Linked DNA regions of Mus musculus: region 2 is linked to region 1. The links are chromatin loops, found by intact Hi-C in ENCODE. Cell type or tissue: gastrocnemius. All regions are shown on one strand. Links, peaks and the distances in the headings refer to the core of each region. The heading gives the core; the rest is flanking DNA.

Region 1 (3,858 bases), core at 544-3,043:
TCTCCCCGCCTACAGTAAGCTTTTAAAGTTTGCTTTAAAATAATTGAAACAAAAAGTGAAATTCAAATCAAATTTAAATGGTTAATATTTGCTCTGAGTTGTTTGTTTGTTTGTTTGTTTGTTTTTAAAGGCAGGGCTTTGCTAGCCTAGTACTTACTACGTAGGGCAGGCTAACCACAAACTTGTAGTTCTCCAGTCCCCACCTCCCAAGTGCTGGGGTTGCAGGTGCATACCCTCAAATTCAAATTTGGTTGTGACATCTCAGCCCTCCCAAAATGGTAAGCCAATTGTCTTTTAATTCTCCCTTCTATAAAAAGGAAACTGAGGCAAAAGAGCAAGTCAATTGTTCCAAAGTCGCAGAAGGAACACATGGCAGAAGCTGGAAGCCACAAGTGGTGGTGGCAGAGGGAAGGAAAACCTGAGTAGCCTGGACCGACATCCTCCGTCCTTCACAAACACACAGGCCCTCTGGACACATCTTACCAGAGGGGCTGTGTCAAAAGTGGTGGTGCAGAGAGAGCAGGGACACCAATTAACTCCTGCAGGCCCTTGGGGATTGCTAACTAACACAGGAAGCCCAGAAGTCAGAATCTCAGAAGCACCCCATGAAATACTCTCATCTTCATGACCACTTTACAGATGAGGAAATAGCTCAGACGAGTAAATTAATTTGTCCAAACATGGCTACCCTGGCTAGTGATCATATAGTGCGTAGCAGCACCCACCGGTGCCTGCACTAACGCCACATAATCCTCATAACAACACTACCAGGTAAAAGTTAGTGTTACTCATCTTTGTCCCAGGCTCTACACTAGCCAAGTCAAGGGCAAGGCCAGGATTCTGTCAGGTTCAAAGCCTTCCTCAAAACAGAGTCACGGTAACACTTGGCCACATGGCGGAGGAATAGAAAACCAAGCCCGAGTCCCAGGTCTGCAGATTTGTGGTGGGAAAGCCTGCGAGCGCTCAGGGGAGGCTGAAGAATGTGCATTTCAGGAGCAGTTATCGAGAAGGAGAAAGTGACTGGGGGTCTTAATGATGTTTGTAAAAGAAACAAAAAGCAAGGAATCTCACCCAAGCAAAGCCTTTTCAAACAGCAATATAGTAAAGAACAAAACAATAAATTATTAAGAAAGTCCAATTAAATCAGAAAAACTTTACGTCATCTCCATTACAAAATACTCTTGATGAAGGAAAACAGGTTTTTAATTCCCTTCAATTTTGGCCACACAGTTGAGATTTAACGAGGAACTGAAATGCGTGATTTTCCTTCTGTCACACTGGACTCCACCGTCCTGACTGCCAACAGCTACTTCCTCAAACTGAACACTGCAAAGCCAAGTGCTTTACCAGACCTCCAGGAACCTCTGTAACACTCTCCTTCCAGTCTGGAAACAGCCATCTAGAAACCGAAATAAGCCGGAAAAATCAAGCCAAGAGCTAGAGGGAGCTAGCACACTTCTTTCAGGTGGGACTGGGCTCGCGGTTCAAGTTCTGGCAGAGCCGGATTCATTTGGAGTGGCAATCTGATTTACAACCCCCAATATCAAGGCAGCTGCGGAAGCACAAGTCTTAAGCATATGCCCAAGAAAAAGGAACAGGAAGCGATGGGAATGTCAAAAGAGCCCTGGGGGTAAGTGCTTGTTCCTGGATCTGTGAGATGGGAAAGTGGTAATTCTAGGAAAAGTGCGCGGCGGTGGGCCAACTCCGGGGTCCCAAACGTGGGCACTGAACAAGGTACTTTCACGCCCCCTTGCGGACCCAAGTGACACCTGAAACCAAGTGTGCCAATCAAGGGATAGGTAAAGAACTGGGAAAGGTTTTGGAAGAGAAGCAACCCGTCAAAGCACTCGCAGATATGCTCCAGGTTTTACATAAAAGTAACCTGAAGCTCCAATGAGGGAAGCATGTCTTGCTAGAAAAAAAGGAAAGCTGAACCGAAGGCACTCATGGGTGCTGGAGCCTTCTATCTGGAAGCGCAGGGACTGGGGTCCCATCCGAAATCTCTTCTTTTTGGAGCGAGCAGACTAGACAGTCATCAGGAACACCTGGCAAGGGGGTTTGCACGCACTGAGTGGTGGCGAGTCGGAGGGACGCATGGCTGCAGCAGTCCAGCTAGGGCGCAGCCTGCACCGCGCGTTCCCGGCATCGGTCCCCGCAGCCTGGCTGAAGCTGCTAGCCTCCGGGCTGCAGTAGCCAGGCACCCGTGCAGCGCGACCCAACCATCCCACTCGCTCGCAACTGTCCCTACGCCCCGCGCGACACGCCTGCCACGAGCCAGATGGCGTGTGCGCTCCGGACCGCGGCGGGCATAGGGCAATCGAGAGCCCATCTACTGAGTGCCTTTCCTTACCGGAGCTGCTCTCCCGTAACTAGGACTTCAGCCATGCGTTCCAGCTCTCTCTGCTGCACCCCGCCGCTCCCGCCGGCGTTGCTGTCGCTGCTACCACTGCCGCCGCTGCTGCCCTCTTCCATGTTCCTGACCGCGCGGTTGCCACTCTGCCTTTGCTGTCCCGGCGGGTGCGCCTGGCGTTTGGATCAATGTGCCCTCCCCGAGGCCGCCCCGGCCATCTTTGTTCCGGGCGGTGCCGTGGCTCAGACGCGATTGGCTGGTGAGGGAATCCCTGCGGGTAAGCAGGAGAAGTCGGCGAGTCCGGGTCTGGAACTTCGGCTTGGGGGCGTGGCCTGGGCTCTCTCATGGTCGGGGGGCGGGGACAAGGAGAAAAATAAAAACATCGGGGCGGAGCTCTGAGCCCTGAGTTTTTGCAGGAGGTTGAGCCTTTCGCTCCTCTTTTATATTTCCTTTTTCACTCCCAAACTCATGCTGGGGAATGTTGCAGTTTTTCTCCATTTTCCATACTAGAGTTGTAGAGAATAAAAATGAGAACAGATTACTCAAAAACGGAGCAGTTGAGGATATTGCTGAAGGGCATTTCAGGCTACCTGATCCCTTTCCCTATAGACCATCTACTACTACCCTATGGTGGAGTCAATAAAGGATCCTGCCCTGCGGTTCAAAAAGACTAAGAACCTGGCTTCATTACTTTGGTTTCCTACCTAAATGCTCTTAATCCCTTTTTTACACTAGTTGTAGCTATCACTTGTCCACATCTGCTGCATTAAAGATGTTTTAGATAAATTGCTACCCTCTTGTGTTTCCCATATCATTCCTTTTACGTCGGGAAGGCAACTCGGAGGGGTGAGGTAACTTGTCTCAGGCAAGCAGGCAAGAGCATTCTCAGTTTTAGGTTATGTTTTTAAAACAACTCTATCTTGGCAGGCATGGCGACACACTTATGTTCCCAGAACTTCAGAAGATGATCATGAGTTTGGACCAGACTGGGATAAGAAGATACCTTGTCTCATAAAACAAACTAAAACCAAAAACAGCTTAACTGACAAAAGCAAGCAATACAATAAACCGTTAGAAGAGCAGGTTAGGGGCTGGAGAGATGGCTCAGCTGTTAAGAGCACTGACTCACTCCTCTTCCAGGTGTCCTGAGTTCAAATCCCAGTAACCACATGGTGGCTCACAACCATCTGTAATGGGATTTGATACCCTCTTCTGGTGTGTCTGAAGACAGCCACATCGACAGTGTACTCACACATATAAAATAAATAAATCTTTAAAAGAAGAAGAGGAGGAGGGGGGGGTGAGGAGGAGGAGGAGAAAGAGGAGGAGGTTAAACATATTTGAATGGCCGAGCTGGTCTACCATGTTCATTAAAAGTCATCACTGTGTCTCTTCGTTTTTAGTTTGTAAACTTCAACATAGCTTGACTGGGAAGTCATGGCTTCCGCGGCCATACACATTTGTTGAAGTATCTTTGGATTTGCCTTTTGGAAGATACAGGTACTTGT
Region 2 (3,858 bases), core at 881-3,380, 160 kb before region 1:
CCAGCCTCTGTACCGGGCTTCTGCAGCGAAGCTTTCGTTACACATCTGCCTCCTGTTACTCCCAGTCACCCAGAGGATGGATGCTGAAGAGGCTGCCAGAAGCTGATAAGGAACCATAACAGATTTTGACTGAAAATGGGGAAGGAAAGGCTTAAAAAAAAAAGGGACAAAGTCAGTTGGTGGTCAAGGACAACAAGAGGCAGGGAGAAGGAAAGGGAAATAGTCTTGCATTCTAATTTCCAGTCTGCATGAATTTGTTTTCAAACCACTCATGTGGATAAATGCTCCCACCAAGTTCTCTCCATCATTGTGATGGGGACTCTTGATACAGCTTCTCCACATGTCGCTCTGTAAGACTGAGAATCCAGTGACACCTGGCCAAGAAAGAGCACCACAGTCCCGATTCCCCAGTGGATTTGGGTGTAAACCTTTGTAATGTGGGCAGGTAGGACTCCAGTGGATGGCACCTTAGGGGAACTTGCGTAAGCTTCATACACCATGGCACGGTTGCATTGATCCAAGGTCAGGGAGTGAGTAGCCCACCATGAGGAGCTGCGAATATTGACACTGCACAGAAAGCCATGCCACCTTTGAATCTGGTTCTGTTTTTCATCTAGTCAAAGGATGTACAAGAGAGCTTCTTTTCAGAGAAAGAAGGGAAGAAATGTCCCACCAAAAAGGCTCTTATTGAAGAAGCTGTAGGAATCTGTTTTCATCTTGTAGTAAAATTTCCCCTGGGGCGTCAGGGTTAGGAGCAAGACGAGATTCCGTCAGGCCCATGAGGGGCAGTCTCTGTTCATACAAGCTGTGGCCTCTGTTCCTACAGAGCCCTTCCATTGTCTGACCCCAGAAAGCCTGCTGGACAAACCAATGTGTGCTTTGTTTCTGGACTGACTTGCTTTCATTTTAAGAAGTTTACGTCATCCCGAGTCACTCGTGGTGAAGTTGATGTGCTTAGAGATATTTCCAAAGAGTGAGGAGGGCACTTTAGCACATGGTTGAAACTGACTGACAATGTGTACATTCCTGTGACCCTGTCATAGAGTCACAACTGGCGTCAGGGAATCCTCTAACAACTGCATGCATTGTGTTGAGTTGAGGATGTTGGTGTGCAAAGACACTGAGGGTTTCTAATAATCAAAGACTTCTTTTAGAGCCTCTTTTTCCTTTTTTTTTTTTAATTTTTAATTTTTTTTTAGGGGGCGATGGGTGGGGGTGGGACAGTGTCTATGTAACCCTGGCAGTCCTAGAACTTGCGATGTAGACCAGGCTGGCCTAGAGCTCACAGCGGCCACCTGCCTCTGCCTCCCCAGTGCTGTAATTAAAGGCATGGGCTACCACACCTACAACTTTTTTTTTCTTGATACAACTTTGCCATAATTCATAAAATAAATGTTCAGAAGTCCATCAACACACTTTATCTAGATGAAAACCAAGGCATTCTTCTTTGTGACTTTGATTTTATGTACACAAAGTAAGGCCAACTCAAGAATCAAGAATTTGTCAGGAATGAAAGGGCAGTGGCAACTCTCACCGCCAGCCTAAATGAAAAGTGCCTTGTCTTCTTTTTATTTTTTTCCCATTTTTTAAAAGATGTATTTATTTATTATATGTAAGTACACTGTAGCTGTCTTCAGACACTCCAGAAGAGGGCATCAGATTTCGGTACGGATGGTTGTGAGCCACCATGTGGTTGCAAGCCTTCCTTGATGTTGTCAACCTCTCTGTCATGTTTGTTTATTTGTTTGTTTTAAAGTGCACTGTAGCTATCTTTAGACACACCAGAAGAGGGCATCAGATCCCATTACAGATGGTTGTGAGCCACCATGTGGTTGCTGGGAATTGAACTCAGGACCTCTGGAAGAGCAGTCAGTGCTCTTAACCGCTGAGCCATCTCTCCCAGCTTCCCTCTGACCTGTTTTAACACAGACTTTTGCTTTTACCAGAACAGTTGTACCTGGTTGGGGGGAGGGGGGAGGGGGAATCACAAAGCAGGTAGAGATGAAGACAGAGGTAAGATTGAGCTGAAGTATTGCTGAGAGAGGCCTTAGGTTTCTTTGGATCACACTCATGAGGCAAATACAACAATGATGCGCATAAACCCTCAGCAAGAGTAGTGGCTGCTGCTGTGTTCCATGGAAAAGCTCTAGCAGCCTCAGGGTTTGCCTCTCTTTCTATTCCGGTTCGAGGATCAAGTGTCCGGTTTCAACAAATCACTTTGCCCTTTACCTCTGTATTTTTGTTATGAGCTCAACTTGATTTTTCTCTGACCACCAAGGTCCCAGTTGCACCACCAGATGTCAGCCTTGACCTTGCTGGTGCCTTCAGGAGGCTCTGAGGAAATTAGAGACACAGGAGTCTGCCTCCAGGAATGACTCAAAGGGAACTCTCATAGAGGAGAGCCAGAAACAGCATCGGCGGCAAAACCTCCGAGGCTACAGACTGCTACAAACTTGGAGCAAACGTGTGTGTGTGTGTGTGTGTGTGTGATATACTTTATTGAACAAACCTCTATCATGTGGCCACTGTAAGCTGGGGTTTAGCCATTTCCTTGATTCATTTCCTAAACTGAAGCTTTGTAAGGAGGCTAGAAAAAATAAATATGTTTTAAAGAGACTCTTAGGTCTCTCAATGTGTCAGTTAGGCTATTCAAACCATAGATCCCCAAGAAATAGAAATCACCCTAGGAATCTCATACTGGAAGGAGGAAACAGCTCCAGGGGAGCCAGACGTGAGAATTTGTCTCCCTCCCCAAAGATTTCCCATAGCTTACAGGACGACAGTGAAGCCCAGACTATTCTGGGTGGGCGGGGCTATGCATCCACTGTTACTGCTTAGATGTGCATGACAATGGCCAGCTGTCTAAACTCTAATCTCTTCTCATTCAGGATCCCAAAGAGTTGGGAGGGCGCTGAGTCTCTTTGTCTTTCTCCTGCAGTTGCCTAATTGAGGAAGGAGAAGGTAGCTGAACTGTCTGGTACTTCAAGGTTTCCTTGTTTGTTTGTTTGTTTGTTTGTTTCCCACCAGCTTGGTTTCAGACCCAGGACTTGGAACTAAGGAGTATATTTACATATCAAAGCAGACCTGGCCTCCAGGTTCACCCAGCCTCCCTTGGTCTTTAAGAGGCATCCCCTGCACACCAATCTTGAACTTTCCAGCCCAGGGGCAGGGCTGACTTTTCCCTAGCGGCTCTTCCCTATAAAATTCAGACTCCAGAGGGTGGGGAGGAGGAGCCAGGGATCAGAAACAGCAGCATTGTGGGTAGGTAGCGACCCACCCCTATAATCCCAGCTGTCAGGAGGCTGAGGCAGGAGGGATGAGTTTATAGACAGTGTAGGGTCAGTAAGACCCTGTCTCTAAAACATAAATTTAAAAATTTAAAACGTGTTTTGCTCTCCAGGAACAAGTCTTATTCTAGATTTTTCTTCCCCATTAAGTGCATACCATGACCTTGTGCTCTTGGCCCTTGCCCATAAACTGGGAATTTTATGAGTACTTATAATGGAATTGTTGTAAACCTTCCATAGAAAACATTTAGCAAAGCATATATTTAGACTGCAATAAATACTCTATGTTATTTCATGTGCAAGTGTGGGGCTTGAGGCCCTGTGCAAGCTGAACAAGTTTCCTAGCACTGAACTATACCCACTGCCCCAGCATTTACCTACTACTGCTCGGTTCTTCTTTTTTCTTTTCTTTTTCTTGTTTTTGTTTTGTGTTGTTTTGGTTTTGGTTTTAAGATGTATTTATTTTATATATGTGAGTAAGCTGTTGCAGTCTTCAGGTACACCAGAAGAGGGCGTCAGATCCCATTACCGATGGTTGTGAGCCACCATGTGGTTGCTGGGATTTGGACTC

The links. Hi-C counts contacts between places; a loop is a spot of excess contacts. Peaks named below come from ENCODE experiments on the same cell type or tissue, not always from the same donor. Only the 100,000 strongest peaks of a DNase experiment are listed, where the experiment ranks them.
Region 2: a loop joins it to region 1, with 7 times the contacts of the local background. A loop is called at or near these places in 33 of 42 quality-filtered maps.

What each region holds. Positions count from the first base shown.
Region 1 is chr15:55,111,112-55,114,969 of GRCm38, reverse strand. It overlaps Deptor (DEP domain containing MTOR-interacting protein), which reads right to left and starts at 2,653. Exons shown (of 9, transcript NM_145470.3): 1 at 2,351-2,653. The coding sequence starts at 2,472. Gm9920 (predicted gene 9920) reads left to right here and starts at 1,388. Exons shown (of 5, transcript NR_045093.1): 1 at 1,388-1,630; 2 at 2,374-2,627; 3 at 3,754-3,850. In gastrocnemius, for the core only: a CTCF peak has its summit at 1,743 (motif pointing left); DNase peaks (open chromatin) are centred at 1,720, 2,236 and 2,607; H3K4me3 peaks cover 2,500 bases; H3K27ac peaks cover 2,500 bases.
Region 2 is chr15:55,267,246-55,271,103 of GRCm38, reverse strand. No RefSeq gene overlaps it. Among named protein-coding and RNA genes, the nearest start is that of Gm26296, 6.6 kb to the right of the region's middle. In gastrocnemius, for the core only: a CTCF peak has its summit at 2,300 (motif pointing right); a DNase peak (open chromatin) is centred at 2,314.